Regions from separate parts of the Homo sapiens genome. Here region 2 is linked to region 1. Evidence: chromatin contacts called from ENCODE Hi-C or POLR2A ChIA-PET data. All regions are on one chromosome and are shown on one strand. Each heading gives the region's core, a stretch centred on a gene start or an enhancer-like site at or near the end of the contact. The rest is flanking DNA. Distances are from core to core; before and after follow the strand shown.

The links. A loop is a pair of places that touch in the nucleus more often than their neighbours do. ChIA-PET counts read pairs that join two places held with the same protein, here RNA polymerase II (POLR2A). Pooled maps may share reads with other maps.
Region 2: a map of CD4-positive, alpha-beta T cell shows a loop between it and region 1 (4-fold over the local background). The contact joins two enhancer-like sites. A Hi-C loop is called at or near these places in 11 of 168 maps with a recorded cell type or tissue (CD4-positive, alpha-beta T cell, CD4-positive, alpha-beta memory T cell, CD8-positive, alpha-beta T cell and 8 more), 6 of 37 single-sample maps with no recorded cell type and 15 of 50 pooled maps. POLR2A ChIA-PET finds 5 or more read pairs at or near these places in 21 of 52 experiments (A549, A673, CD4-positive, alpha-beta T cell and 17 more).

What each region holds. Positions count from the first base shown.
Region 1 is chr19:46,910,060-46,917,699 of GRCh38, reverse strand. All of the region lies in intron 1 of ARHGAP35 (Rho GTPase activating protein 35), which reads right to left. Among named protein-coding and RNA genes, the nearest start is that of ARHGAP35, 53 kb to the right of the region's middle. Within about 2 kb of position 4,224, at least 5 of the 41 ENCODE cell types and tissues checked have a DNase peak (open chromatin) inside an H3K27ac peak, as active enhancers do.
Region 2 is chr19:46,951,858-46,959,497 of GRCh38, reverse strand. All of the region lies in intron 3 of ARHGAP35 (Rho GTPase activating protein 35), which reads right to left. Among named protein-coding and RNA genes, the nearest start is that of NPAS1, 64 kb to the left of the region's middle. Within about 2 kb of position 4,322, at least 9 of the 41 ENCODE cell types and tissues checked have a DNase peak (open chromatin) inside an H3K27ac peak, as active enhancers do.

The DNA.
Region 1 (7,640 bases), core at 2,975-5,474:
CAAAGTATCCACCTACTCATGAATGGATAAGCAAAATGTGATATATACATACAATATAATATTATTCAACCTTTATTTTTATTTTATTTTTTGAGACAGAGTCCTGCTCTGTAGCCCAGGCTGGAGTGCAGTGGTGCGATCTTGGCTCACTGCAACTTCCGTCTCCTGGGTTCAAGTGATTCTCCTTCCTCAGCCTCCCGAGTAGCTGGGATTACAGGCATGCGCCACCGTGCCCAGCTAACTTTTGTATTTTTAGTAGAGACGAGGTTTCACCATGTTGCCCGGGCTGGTTTCAAACTCCTAGGCTCAGGCGATCTGCCTGCCTTGGCCTCTTAAAGTTCTGGGATTACAGGCGTAAGCGATCACGCCTGGCCTATTCAGCCTTTAAAGGGAAGGAAATTCTGACAACATGGCTGAATCTTGATTGTGCTAAGTGAAATAAGCCAGTCACAAAAAGACAAATACTATATGATTCCACTTATATGCAGTACTTAAGAGTAGTCAAACTCATAGAGACAGAAAGTAGAACAGTGGTTGTCAGGGGCTGGGGAAAGTGGGAATGAAAAGTTACTGCTTAATGGGTACAGAGTTTCAGTTTTACAAGATGGAAAGTGTTACAGAAATAGTTGCATAACATGAAAGTATTTAATATCGCTGAACTGTATAGTTAAAAATGATTAAAATGGCAAGTTTTATGTTTTGTGTATTTTAACACAGTAAAAAAAAGATTGAAAAAAAAAAGAAATGCAGGAAGGATAAATCCTCCCAAATAAAATATTTTATCAATGTAAATCTATAAAATCTATCATGTGAAAATGTCTCCACTTTTAGGAAACTGACACCTTAGTATTTTGAGGGGAAGGGCCATAATGTACGTAACTGATCCCACTGGAAAAATTATGTATACAGAAAGAGTAAGAACACAAATGGGGTGGTAAATTGTTAACAACACATGAATCTGAAAAAAAAAAATAGATGAATCTGGGTAAAGCATATAGGATATTCCTTTGTGCTATTTTTACAAGTTTTCAATCATTTCCAAATAAAAAAAAATTAAGTGTGTAAATACGAGATGGTTTCCCTGACAAGAATGCAAGCTCTGTGAGGCCTGTCCCCTGTTTAGTTCTATTCTGTGTCCTCAGCCTATGACACAGTGCTTGACACAAATATTCACTGAAAGAATCAATAACTGAATGATGATTCAGCATATTAAAAGGTCCCCAAGCCCAGCCTTTCAGATTCGGGAAAGCCTTTCTGTAGGAAGTTCCATCTCAGGTGAGACCTGAAGTATGAAGTGCATTTAAGACAGAGGGACAGAGTGTGCACAGACCCTTCCCTCCGCAAAAAAAAGCACTGCCAGTTGGGAGAACCAACTGGAACAAAGTGTGTGTGGGGAAAGAATGGGTAAGATGCATTAGCAAGGAACCAGGGACTGGATCAAACCACTTTAAGAGTTTGGATTCCTTCGCTGGGCGCGGTGGCTCACGCCTGTAATTCCAACACTTTGGGAGGCCGAGGCGGATGCATCACGAGGTCAGGAGATCAAGACCATCCTGGCTAACATGGTGAAACCCCGTCTCCACTGAAAGTACAACAAATTAGCTGGGTGTGGAGGTGGGCACCTGTAGTCCCAGCTACTCAGGAGGCTGAGACAGGAGAATGGAGTGAACCCGGGAGGTGGAGCTTGCAGTGAGCCGAGACACGCCACTGCACTCCAGCCTGTGCGACAGAGCGAGACTCCATCTTAAAAAAAAAAAAAAAAAAAAAAAAGAGTTTGGATTCCTTCCTGAAGGCTATGGGGAACCACAGAATGTGGCCAAAAAAATGGCACCTTAAAGAACCTAAAGTTTTAACAGCTTAAGTTAAACAAACTGTTATGGCTTACAGTCTTTAGCAACTTTCCAGCTACGACAGTTTATGCTGCACTTCAGTTTACTTAGATACTCCAATATAACTGTGCAAGCACTGAACCTGCAGCCAAATGAACATTCTCTCAAGACAATCACAAAGAGGAGAATCTGAAATGAACAGAGCAATTTTCTTCTGAATCTCATTTATGTCTGTAGGAACCTAGGCTTGCCATGACCTCATTATGTTTTTGTAAGCCTATTGCATAAGAAATGCCACTGGAAGTCAGACCACCACGCATTATTCTGACTGACACCAGGGAGCAATGAATGGGAGAGTGCAATTGTCCCCTGTGATGATAACCTCAAAAGGTCACAGACCTTTTCCAAACATCCATAGCTTCCTTCTGATATCCCAGAAAGCCAAACCCTCTATGGAAACAAAATGTGACTAGACGTAGTATGCAAAAACTACATTTTAAAAAGAAAAATCTCAATGACTGTAGGCAATTGCCTCCAGATAATGGCATGTTCCTAAAGATGCCATGTTCTAGAATTCAGCAGGAACAAGCAAGGTATCCACGGGAAAGAAAAACAAACCTTTCGCATCCTCTACTTTTCTAGGCGATTGCTTACATAAACAAAATTATAAGATGCTTATGAATATCTAAAGCATGTTTACACACATCCTCTGAAATACCTAAAGGAAGCATCTGTACACAATCAATTACTCTGTAATATGCACATATAATTTTGTTTCAATCCATGAAGAAACTTAGGTTGAACAGAGCCTCAGACAGGAGTGCTGATGAAGGGTTGAGGAAGTCATGGGTCCTCATCTAACAGAGTCCTTCTCTATCAATTCCTGACCCCAGGGTCTGTCAGGTCTTAAGGTTACCAATCTTGAAATGCAACTTGGTAGCACTGGTCCTACTTAAAGTGACCTCTGCATGCAATTGGCAAGTCATCCCTTGTCTGTGACTCAACTGTTCTCTGTAAAGTGGGTCTAATATTTATCCCTTCACAGAAATCTGAAGGAAAAACAGAACAAAACACCAGCCTGCTCTCAAACCTCAAGAAATAAAGATATTGGCTCTATTTTGAAATGAACTAAAATGTATTATCCATTCAACACCTTGGTTATATTTTTTAATGGCATATTTTCAGTTATTTGAAGGATGCTAAAGAAAGCAACACTCAACTCTGAATAATGTAGAACTGATTATTTTATTTTATGAGATGGAGTCTTGCTCTGTCACCCATGCTGGAGTGCAGTGCTGTAATCATAGCTCACTGCAGCCTCCAACTCCTGGGCTCAAGTGATCCTCCCACTTCAGCATCCCAAGTAGCTGGGACTACAGGTGCAAGCCATCATGCCTGGCTAATTTATTATTATTATTATTATTTAGAAATGGGGTCTTGCTATGTTGCCCAGGCTGGTCTCAAACTCCTGGCCTCAAGCAATCCTCCCACTCACACCTCAGCCTCCCAAAGTGCTGGGATCATAGGCACGAGCCACTGTGCCCAGCCACGACTGTTATTTTTAAACCCAGAATGCTGCTGATCATTAAAATAGCTACAAAAAGTGAAAATCAGCTGGCATGGAAGTGGTTAATTTTGGGACACCTGGTAACTTTCCACTTGTTAGAAACCTAATAAGTTTCTTGGTGTAAGTATACTCTTCTTAGCTTTGATGTCTAGATAATGCAGTTTTACTAGTTCCTCAATTGGACTGAATTACACGGTAAACAAAGACTGTTATAAATCTAAAAACATCTCAAACACTTGGTTTAGAGGAAATAACTTTAAGTGCTTGGTCACAAATACATTCAACTTAGTTCTAAGAGGTGGGTAAAAAAAATTAGCTGAGTCACTAAATTTAATGATCTGAAGGCCACAAAGAAAGAGAAAGTAGGAGACCGGGCATATCCAGACTTCACAATGTCTTTAGAGTTTAAATGTGATGGGAACCAGTGTTCTTAGCAGGCAACTAAGATACACAACAGAATCTGAATGTCCATTCTAATAATTTTCCAGTGCTAATCCTTTTTAAATGGAAGAGTTAAAACAGAGGGGAAAGAAGGATCCTTTAAAAATGGTAATTACTTTTATCTTTGAGCTGTACAGAGATATTTCATTAGAAAAACAGAAACACAGGACTTCAAAGTTTCCCATTTTATGCCAAGAGTCAACTACTTCAGAGAGGAAAATACTTCAGAAGTATTTTGGTTTCTCAGTCACAAATACATGCTGTAATAAAACATAATGCAAATATCTACGTGCCTTCTTCAGACTGTCACCAAGCATCTAGAGTTGTTTGTGATTTGTTTAACCAAGACACAAGGTCCCCACCAGAGTGCCGCAACTGGAAGGTAGAAGGAGGGTGTTTTCTTTTTTAACACCTCTATGAAACACTCAGGGCAAGAAGTGGTAACATTCCCAAGATAGCACACATTTTTGTAGGACCTAGAAATGCCACCGTGATCCCAGATTTACTATGACTGGGAAAGTTCATACTGTCAACAGCTCTATCAGCATACGCCTGGAAGTGTGTGTATCACTCTTCCAACACAGCGTGTGTATCACTCTTCCAACACAGCAACCTCATCCCTCTCTCCCCGAAGTAGGAAATGTTTGTGTGCTCTGTAATCTAGAATGCCCCCTAAGACAAAAATCTTCCACCATTATCCATAATAAAAATGACCATCTCCACCTGAGAATATTCAACAACTTCTGAAAACACACTGAGTTTCAAATAATCACATACAGAACACCACCAACTAGTAACACTGTAAGGAAATAATTTCATACAGAACTACAAGCAAAGGAAGTAAAATACTTGTTATCACAATTTTCCTTAATCTCAATAGGGGAAATAAATGGAAATATACATCGTAACTAACAGAAAGCAAAAAAGCATTCTTCAAACCTCCTTAAAACCTCGTATTTCTCAATATCTTACATTTCTAAGTCTTCAAAGCTATGAGTTCCCATTAGCAGCTGGTTAAAATGTTTGCATTTGGTAGACACTTGAAAAGACTCAGTTGGGGGGTGGGAGGGGTGGAACAAGAAATATATCTATGTAGGAAGCACTTTCCATGTCAGGTAGACATGGAAGTTTTCCAGAGGAATGTATTAATACTTACCAAATAGGCCAGGAAGGATGGGATATAAAAGTTTCAATAAGAAGAGAACACGACCAGGAGCAGTGGCTCATGCCTGTAATCGCAACACTTTGGGAGGCCGAGGTGGGCAGATCACGAAGTCAGGAGATCAAGACCATCCTGGCTAACATGGTGAAATCCTGTCTCTACTAAAAAAAATACAAAAAATTAGCTGGGCGAGGTGGTGGGCACCTGTAGTCCCAGCTACTCAGGAGGCTGAGGCAGGAGAATGGCGTGAACCTGGAAGGCCAGCTTGCAGTGAGCCGAGATCGTGCCACTGCACTCCAGCCTGGGCGACAGAGCAAGACTCTGTCTCAAAAGAAAAAAAAAAAGGAAGAGAACACTGGCCGGGCACGGTGACTCATGCCTGTAATCCCAGCACTTTGGGAGGCCGAGGCAGGTGGATCACCTGAGGTCAGGAGTTTGAGACCAGCCTGGCCATCATGGTAAAACTCCGCCTCTACTACAAATACAAAAATTAGCCAGGCATGGTGGTGGGCGCCAGTAATCCTAGCTACTCGGGAGGCTGAGACAGGAGAATCGCTAGAACCCTAGAGGCAGAGGTTGCAGTGAGCAGAGAGAGTGCCACTGCACTCCAGCCTGGGCAACAAGAGTGAAATTCCGTCTCAAAAAAAAAAAAAAAGAAAAGAAGGGAACACTATTCTCTGGCTTATTAAACCACTGAATTTAAGCAAAACATTTTCTTAAAACCCAATGCTTCCATTTTCATATTAATAAATGCTAAAGTAAATTTTCTTAGGGTTTTTGTTTTTCCTTTTGAATAAAGATAAATTAGAGAAGAAAAGTTGGAAATAGAGTTCAAGGTCCTTATTCATCCAATTCATTCATCTGTAAAATCCAGATGAATTTAGAGAACCTTAATTAGTAATATGCAAAAATGATGTGTTAGGGCATTTAGGTGTAAAAGGGGATTATAATCTTTTTGAATCTGAGTGAGACATAGAGGGCATTTTCATTTTCTGTGTATGATTTGTCAGAATCTGAAGCAATACCCCTATTCTACTCATCTGTTTACCACATGAAGAGTATCTTACAGAAGGATTCCATCAAACTCAACAAGGACAACAGAATCTCTAAAGCTGAGTAAAAGAGAAAGGTCCCCATTTGATAGATCTAGTTATACAGCAGCTAAATTCCCTCCTTTCTGCATATTTCAGAGTGTTAATCATTTTTGTATTACCATAATCTTTGGAATTAAGGACTGAACTGTCCATCACCCAAATCAAATGCATACTCACATAGCAAAGAAAATGTGATGAAACAAAAGGAATGGGTACTGTCTTTGCTGACGAGGATCTTATAATTTACTTGAGATACAATATTTACACTTAAAAAAAATAGCCAAACCATAAGACAATAAATGGTATAGACCATTTCCTGGGATCCAGAGAAAGAAAAACCATTCAATCTGGAGTAAGTGGGAAAGGCATCAGGCAGAAGTAAAATTTGAATTGGTTCTTAAAAGACTGGCAGAGTTTGGAGAGGTGACATAAAAGGCATGAATAATAGTGGCTAAAATGGGAAAGCAATAAACATGTTTTGGGACAGATTGACTGGAAAAGGGTTTCCAAGAATGGGAGACAGAAGATGAGATGGGCAGTCGGGGCTCAGATTATCAACAAGCTGTATGTTTACTCTGAGAATCAAATATGAAAATAATCGAGCAGGGCGCAGTGGCTCACACCTGTAATCCCAGCAGTTTGGGAGGCCAAGGTGGGAGGACTGCTTGAGACCAGGAGTTCAAGACCAGTGAGAACCCTTCTCTACAAAAAATTTAGGCTGGGCATAGTGGTTCACACCTGTAATCCCTACACTTTGGGAGGCTGAGGTGGGTGGATCACTTGAGCTCAGGAGTTCAAGACCAGCCTGGGTAACATGGTAAAACCCTTTCTCTACAAAAAATACAAAAAATTAGCTGGCTGTGGTGATGCATACCTGTTGTCCCAGCTACCGGGGAGGCTGAAGTGGGAGGATCACTTGAGCACAGGAGGCAGAGGTTGCAGTGAGCTGAGACTGCACCACTGCACTCCAGCCTGGGCAACAGAGTGCAACCCTGTCTCAAAAATTTTAAAAATTGGCCAGGTGTGGTGGCTCACGCCTGTAATCCCAGCACTTTGGGAGGCCAAAGTGGGCAGATCACTTGAGGTCAGGAGTCTGAGACCAGCCTGGCCAACATGGTGAAACCCCAAAATACAAAAAAAAAAAAAAATTCGCTGGGTGAGGTGGTGCATGCCATGTAATCCTAGCTACTCAGGAGGCTGAGGTGGGAGGATGGCTTGAACCCAGGAGGCAGATGTTGCAGTGAGCCAAGATCACACTTCTGTACTTCAGCCTGGGCAGCAGAGTGAGACTCTGTCTCAAAAAAAATAAAAGAAAAAAAATAAAAAATTAACCAGGCATGGTGGCATGTGCCTGTGGTCCCAGCTACTTGGAAGGGTGAGGCAGGAGGATCGCTTGAGCCCAGAAGTTTGAGGTTACAGTGATCTATGATCACATCACTGCACTGTAGCCTGGGTGACAGTTAGATACCATCTCAAAATAATAATAATAATCTTTTACCCCGTTGAGTTATTTATTGTTGTACACTGCTACCTTAACTACTCACCCA
Region 2 (7,640 bases), core at 3,073-5,572, 42 kb before region 1:
AACCCAGGAGGCCAAGGTTGCAAGTGAGCAGAGATCCTGTCATTGCACTCCAGCCTGGGTGACAAGAGTGAAACTCTTGTCTCAAAAAAATAAAAATAAAAATAATAAAATAAAATAAAAATAAATAAAAAAAGGAGATTTTTGGCTAGGTGTGGTGGCTCACACCTGTAATCCCAGCACTTTGGGAGGCCGAATCACTTGAGCACAGGAGTTTGAGACCAGCCTGGCAACATGGCAAAACCCCATCCTACAAAAAATACAAAAAAGTAGCCAGGTGTGGTGGTGCATGCCTGTAGCCCCTACCTGGGAGAATCACCCGAGCCCAGGAAGTCAAGGTTGCAGTGAGCTGTGAGATTGTGCCACTGCACTCTAGTCTGGGCAGTGAAGTAAAACCTTGTCTCAAATAAATAAATAAATTTTTTTTTAAAAAAGGAGATTTTCCAGAATGCTAAATTTATTTTACTTAACTGTACTTCGTTTAAAAACAGCAGAATAAAGATTTTACCCTTTTTCCTCTGGAGAATCACACAAAAGCAACCAGGAGAATGAGAAACAGAAATATCACCTATTTGACAAAACTGGAGACATCTGTGACCTCAATCCCCAATATATGAGTAAAAACGGCCAAATGCTGTAAAGGTCAAATGAGGGCGTGGGAAAGTGATGAAAGAGAATGCCTGTTGTTACAGATGTCAGAGAAGGCATGCAATTGCAGTTCTCAAAAGCAAATGCTTCACTACCAGGGTGCAAAACCATTGTTTCAAACAGTGGGAACTGGTTCAGGGACTCCTGACTGAGCCTTCCTCAGATCCCATCTGGTGTGCAGGATCATACATACAGGTCCAATGTGCAGGAAGCGGTCAATCAACGAGGTAGAGCAACAGAGAGCAACTGCCTGGAGCAGCTCTCCGATGGCCAGTTCCAGATGTCTGAGGAAAAAGCCTCGCAGTGTCATCCACACATAAAATATTTAAGGAAAACTCCTGCTAAGCTAGGCCCTCCTCCCATAGTAGTTTTCTACAAATTTGTTAGACTAGGAAGGAATCTTCAAAGAGAAATAATTTAAAAAGGATCTGGCACACACTAAACCATACACTTTTTTTTTTTTTTTTTGAGACGGAGTCTTGCTCTGTCGCCCAGGCTGGAGTGCAGTGGTGCGATCTCGGCTCACTGCCAAGCTCCGCCTCCTGGGTTGACGCCATTCTCCTGCCTCAGCCTCCGGAGTAGCTGGGACTACAGGCGCCCGCCACCATGCCCGGCTAATTGTTTTGTATTTTTAGTAGAGACGGGGTTTCACCGTGTAAGCCAGGATGGTCTCGATCTCCTGACCTCGTGATCCGCCCGCCTCGGCCTCCCAAAGTGCTGGGATTACAGGCTTGGGCCACCGTGCCTGGCCTTAAACCATGCACTTAAAAATGATTAAGATGGTGGCCAGGCATGATGGCTTGGGCCTGTAGTCCCAGCTACTCAAGAGGCTGAGGCAGGAGGATCGCTTAAACCCAGGTGTTTCAGGCTGCAGTGAGCTATGATCGCACCACTGCACTCCAGCTCCCTCCTCAGTGTTCTCACAGTATTTTGAACATAAGAAATCTCCCTCCTTCTATACCTATTCCCCCATTCTCATTTCCTAACTCCTAATAGCAGAGACCATGCCCTATGCATTATCTTCTGGCCTGCTGGAGAGGCTCATTAAACATCCTCATTGCACGAATGCGAGAAGCACAGATCCTGAACTAACAGTCAGGTGTGTTCTGATGCCAGCACCAATCACCTTGCCACTGTACCAAAATAGTTACTGTGCCCAATCTCACAAATTTATTCATCCTATTTAGAGGAATAAATCATCTAAGCCACACATTTAACAGTTTAGTTATTTATTTATTTTTGAGATAGGGTTTAACTCTATTGCCGGTCTGGAATGCAGTAGCGTGATCGCAGCTCACTGAAGCCTTGAGCTCCCAGGCTCAAGTGATCTTCCTACCTTAGCCTCCCAAGTAGCTGGGACTGCAGGCACATACTACCATGCCTGGCAAATTTTTTATTTTTTGTACAGGCAGGGTTTCCCTATATTGCTCAGGCTGGTCTCAAACTCCTGGGCTCTAGTGATCCTCCTGCCTCGGCCTCCAGAAGCACTGGGATGGTCACTGTGCCCAGCCCTACTTAACAGTTTAAATCACACTTTTTAAAAATGATGAAGGATGGTACCATTTGAATAGCAGTGTTAGAAAGTCTGCTTTGGCCGGGCGCAGTGGCTCACGCCTGTAATCCCAGCACTTTGGGAGGCCGAGGCGGGTGGATCACGAGGTCAGGAGTTTGAGACCATTCTGGCTAACATGGTGAAACCCCGTCTCTATTAAAAATACAAAAAATTAGTTGGGCGTGGTGGTGTGTGCCTGTAGTCCCAGCTACTCAGGAGGCTGAGACAGGAGAATGGTGTGAACCCGGGAGGCGGAGGTTGCAGTGAGCCGAGAGATGGCACCACTGTGCTCCACCCTGGGCGACAGAGCGAGACTCCGTCTCAAAAAAAAAAAAAAAAAAAAAGTCTGCTTTAAGAACAGCTAATGATAATTTGTAATTAGTAAGATGAGAGCTATACATATGCCTCAAATGTTTAGAAACCACTGGTTAAACGTAGGAAGATATATGCATACATAAAATACTGCTTATCATCATCATGCCTGTTTAACAGATGAGGAAACTGAGGCTTAGACAGGGTAAGTCACTTGCCCCAGATCACACAGCTACTGGGTAGCAGAGCTAGGCCTGGCATCCAAAGAGACTGACTCCATGTGGCTGCTCTTAATCACACTGATGTATTACAGTCTGAGCAGCCCTCAACCAAAATAGTTGGGACCAGAAGTGTTTCAGAATTTGGAATATTTGCATATAAGTAATGAGGTATCTTGAGGATGCGGTTGGGTGTGGTTGCTCACGCCTGTAATCCCAGCACTTTGGGAGGCCGAGGCAGGAGAATTGCTTGAACATGGGAGGCGGAGGTTGCAATGAGCTGAGACCGTGCCATTGCACTCCAGCCTGGGTGACAGAGTGAGACTCCCTCTCCAAAAAAAAAAAAAAAAAGATATCTTGGGGATGGGACCCAAACCTAAACACAAAATTTATTATGTTTCACATATACCTTATACACACAGCATAGAAGGTAATTTCATAAATTTTTTTTTTGAGACAGGGTCTTGCTCTATCACCCAGGTTGCAGTGCAATGGTGCAATCTCAGCTTACTGTGGCCTCTGCCTCCCAGGCTCAAGTGATTCTCTCACCTTAGCCTCCCAAGTAGCTGGGACTACAGGTGCACGCCACCACACGTGGCTAATTTTTGTATTTTTAGTAGAGATGGCGTTTCTCCATCTTGCCCATGCTGGTCTCAAACTCCTGGGCTCAAGTGATCTGCCCGCACTGGTCTCTCTAAGTGTTGAGATTACAGGCATGAGCCACTGTGCCCTGGCCTCGTGCATGAAACAAAGTTTTGACTGTGACCACATGGGGTCAGGTGGGGAATCATGTTGGTGCTGAAAAATGTTCAGATTTGGGGCATTTTGGATTTCAGATTAGGGATGCGTGACCTGCATTTACCCTGTCTTGTTATATGATGGTCATACATGGGTGTAGTATGCAGGCTCATTTTTACTTAAAAAATACTTTCAAGAGGAAAAATTTGACAATCATACAGCAATTACCATTTTTTAAAAAGGAAATCATTTTTTTCTTAAATGGTTTAAAGGGTTGCTCTGTAATCTAGCTTGTGTTATTTAAATGCTGAGTAAGTCCTTCCCTTCAAAGATCACTCTGATGATAAAGCATAAAGCTTCCTGCCACAAATACAGGAAGTATGAAATACTGCACTCCAGCCCGGGTGATGGAAAGAAACCCTGTCACAAAACAAAACAAAAAACATCGTATGAAATTACCTTCATGCTATGTGAATAAGGTATATATGAAACATAAATGAATTTTGTGAGGCTAAAATTAGGAAGGTACTGTTGGTCTGACATAGCTGCTGCCAAGAAGGCTGCTGAAAGGCTGGCTGTGTGGGGGCAATGGCGACTCCTCTCAGGCTCTGTCTGTCACGGAGAGGGTGACATGAAATAATGCTTATCAATGTTAGCTATCCTCATCATTATTGTTATTCAAACAGCTACTACCACATCCTTGCCATCTGATTATGTTCATCTCTGCCCATTTAAAAGTTTTCCAAACTAGACGAACTTATCATTAATACCTATACTTAATATAATGCCCCACTATCCCTCCCCCGCTAGGAGTTGTATCACATGGACGGGGGCGGCTTAGAATCAAGGACTGTTACATTGAGTTCTGCTCAGGCTGGGTCTTTTGCCTTCTTCTTCTTCTTCACCTCGTGTTAGTGATATTGAAACGACAATAATAAATACACAACCTACTTTTTCAAGTCAGACCCTGCCAGAACTATGCCTAAGACTATCCAAGGCTCAGAAGAATTTTGAATTTACCCAGATTCAGGGTCCTTCACTGGCTTCATGGGTTACGGAGAAGTAAGTGCTCTCCACAGATAGCCCAGCCCCAGGAAGTGAAACACCTCATTATTGATTAAGCCCAAACGGCTCCTGACAGCCGTAACAGAAGAAAAGGTTTTCTGTTGTGGCTTTTAAAACAAAAAACAGATCACAGAACAGAAACACTGATTGTAGTTTCAGTTATCAGGAGCTTTGGACTATGTACTAGAAAGGTCTTGTTTCAACCAAATTGCAGCTTACATGAAAAGATAAATTGTGTGAGTTTGTTTGTTTTTTAAAAACTGTTGGGAGGCTACGAATTTAAATAGCCAAAGGATGCCAGCCAAGAGTGAAAGAACGCAAACTGGGGTGAAATCACAAGGCCTTGCACCATCTTTGTTTGAAAAAGTGGGATTCAGTTGTCTGATACCCAGTCAGCTTACATTTCAAACAGTAAACCACCTGGGAGCCGGGCACTACACAAAGGCGTGAGCTCATCTCTTCAGACCACGGCTCTCAAGTGGCATTTGTCCACGTCTTCGTCCACCTGTCTCAGCCCTTCTGACTTTCAGTTGCCTCAATTCCCATTTCTGCTGACCCAATTGCTGTGTTCTGGTCATGTGGACACAAAGATCCCTGATGGAGGACTCTGGAGAGCCAGGTCCCATGGGGACACATGAATCAGGAAAGAAGGGGCCCCTGCCTTAAGGCTCTCAGGTGTTCTGATGCCTGAGTTGGTCACCTTGCCATCTGTCTTAGCTGCTTGGGTTGCCATAACAAAATACCACAGACTGGGTGGCTTCAACAATAGCTCTCTTTTTCTCATGGTTCTGAGGGCTGGGAAGTCCAAGATCGAGGGGCCAGCCTATTTGGTTTCTGGCAGGGCCCTCCTGCTGGCTTACATACAGACAGCTGCCTTCTCGTGTCCTCACATGGCAGAGGGAGGAGAGCAAGCTCCCTCCTGTCTCTTCTTCTAAGGAGTGACAGACAGAAACAGTATCCCTAACACAAGGGGACAGCTACTATAATCGAGGCATGTCTAGAGTGTGAAGGCTTCGGAAAGGATGGGAATGTGTTAGATGGGAGAGGAAACAACATATTAGGCAGCAGGAACAGTGTTTAACAACGACGCAGAGGCACGACACCGTGTGAAGGTGCTAAGGAGTCCAGTGTGAAGGAAGATGGGCTTGGAAAGACAGGGTTGGACGGGAAGTGACCCGTCTGCTTACTGTGCTGAATTCTTCCAGCTGGGCTCCAACCTGGGCTGCCCCCACACTGGAGTGTGCTACTCTACCCTTTCAAGTATGAAGGAGGGGTTTGGTTGAACCCATGCCGGCAATATGGGGGACTGGGTATACATCCAGAGAAAGGAATAGCAGAATGGAGAAAGATTTGCAGAAAGGCAGCTAGAACAAGAACACACAAGTCCTCAAGGGCGAGGACTGTTCTCTACAGAGCAGCCAGTTATTTTATTAAGCAAAGGCCAAGTCCTGTCCCTCCACTCCAAACCCCTCAATGGCTTCTTACCTCACTCAGAGTAAAAACCAAGCTCTTTCCCAGGAATGTCCTGGCCTCTGGACGTTTGCACTTGCTGTTCTCTCTGTCTGAAAGGTTCTTCCCCAGGAAATGGCATGGTTCTCTCCCCCATTTCCTTCAGGACCTTCTCAAAAGCCACTCTTCCCCAGCCCTCCTTATCTAAAATGTTAATGTTCACCCCGGACATTTCATACCCCACCTTTCCTGCTTCATTTTTTTCCTTCCCAAACACTAATCACTAAGGTTCTTTACATTTTACTTCTTATTATCTGTCTCCCCCCGGGTTATAATGTATGCCACACGAGGGTGAGGATTTTGTCTGTCTGGTCCAATGCTGTATCACCAGCATCTTAAACAGTGCATGGCACATAGTATAAGATGCTCAATATATACTTGCTGAATATGCGAAAAAAGGAGTGTCTTCACAGTCCTCCAGCTCTCTGGAGCCAGGCAGAGAAATAAATGCACAAAGGACCACTTAAAGAGTGATGTAGGGCCAGGCATGGTGGCTCATGCCTGTAATCCCAGCACTCTGGGATCACTCAAGGTGGGCAGATCACTCAAGGCCATGAGTTCAAGACCAGCCTGGGCAACACGGCGAATCCCCATCTCTACAAAAAATACAAAAACTGCTGGGCGTGGTGGCACACACCTGTGGTCCCAGCTACTCTGGAGGCTGAATTAGGAGGATCACCTGAGACCCAGGAGGTCGAGGCTGCACGCTGCGAGCTGAGATCGCACCACTGCACTCCAACCTGGGCAACAGAGGGAGACCCTGTCTCAAACAAAACAAAACACAACACAACAAAACAAAAACAATCCTCATAGTCCTAATAAGGTGGGCATTATTATTAGCTGCATTTTGCAGAGGAAGAACAGAGGCTCAGCAATGTGAAAGAGTTTAGCCAAGTGGCAGAGCTGGGATTTTTGTTTGTTTCGTTTTAGATAGTTTTCTTGTTAAGCACGTGGAAATACTTTGCACATTTGAGAATTACTGACTTCTTAAATGCTCTTTTGGAGAAACAGCGAATCATTCATGTAATATAAACACAATTACAGATTATTTTGCAGGAACTTTTTTAGTTATGGGGCTTACTTTTCATAAGATAAATAATAGTTCCTGCTTTCAAATCATTTTGACAATTTATTTGGAGGATCATAAATTTAAATTGAACAGCACAATTAATGTAATAAATGACACACTCATTCAGAACTTTGAGTATTCATAGTTTTAATATTCTATTCTAAAAATAATGTATTTTAAAAATGGATACATAATTATACCTATTTACAGGATACATGTGATATTTTGATACAAGGATACAATGTGTAATGATCAAATCAGGATGATTAGGATATCCATCACCTCAAATATATATCGTTTCTTTGTGTTGGCAACATTTCACATCTTGCAGTTATTTTGAAATATACAATAAATTACTGTTAACTATAGTCATCCTACTGGGCTATCAAACACTAGAACTTATTCCTTCTAACTGCATTTTTATATCCATTTAAGCATCCTCTCTTAATCCCCCATCCCCCTTCAGTTGGGATTTTAAACCAATTGTACCAATTCCAAAGTCCATGCTCTGACCCGCCCTGCTATGACATGA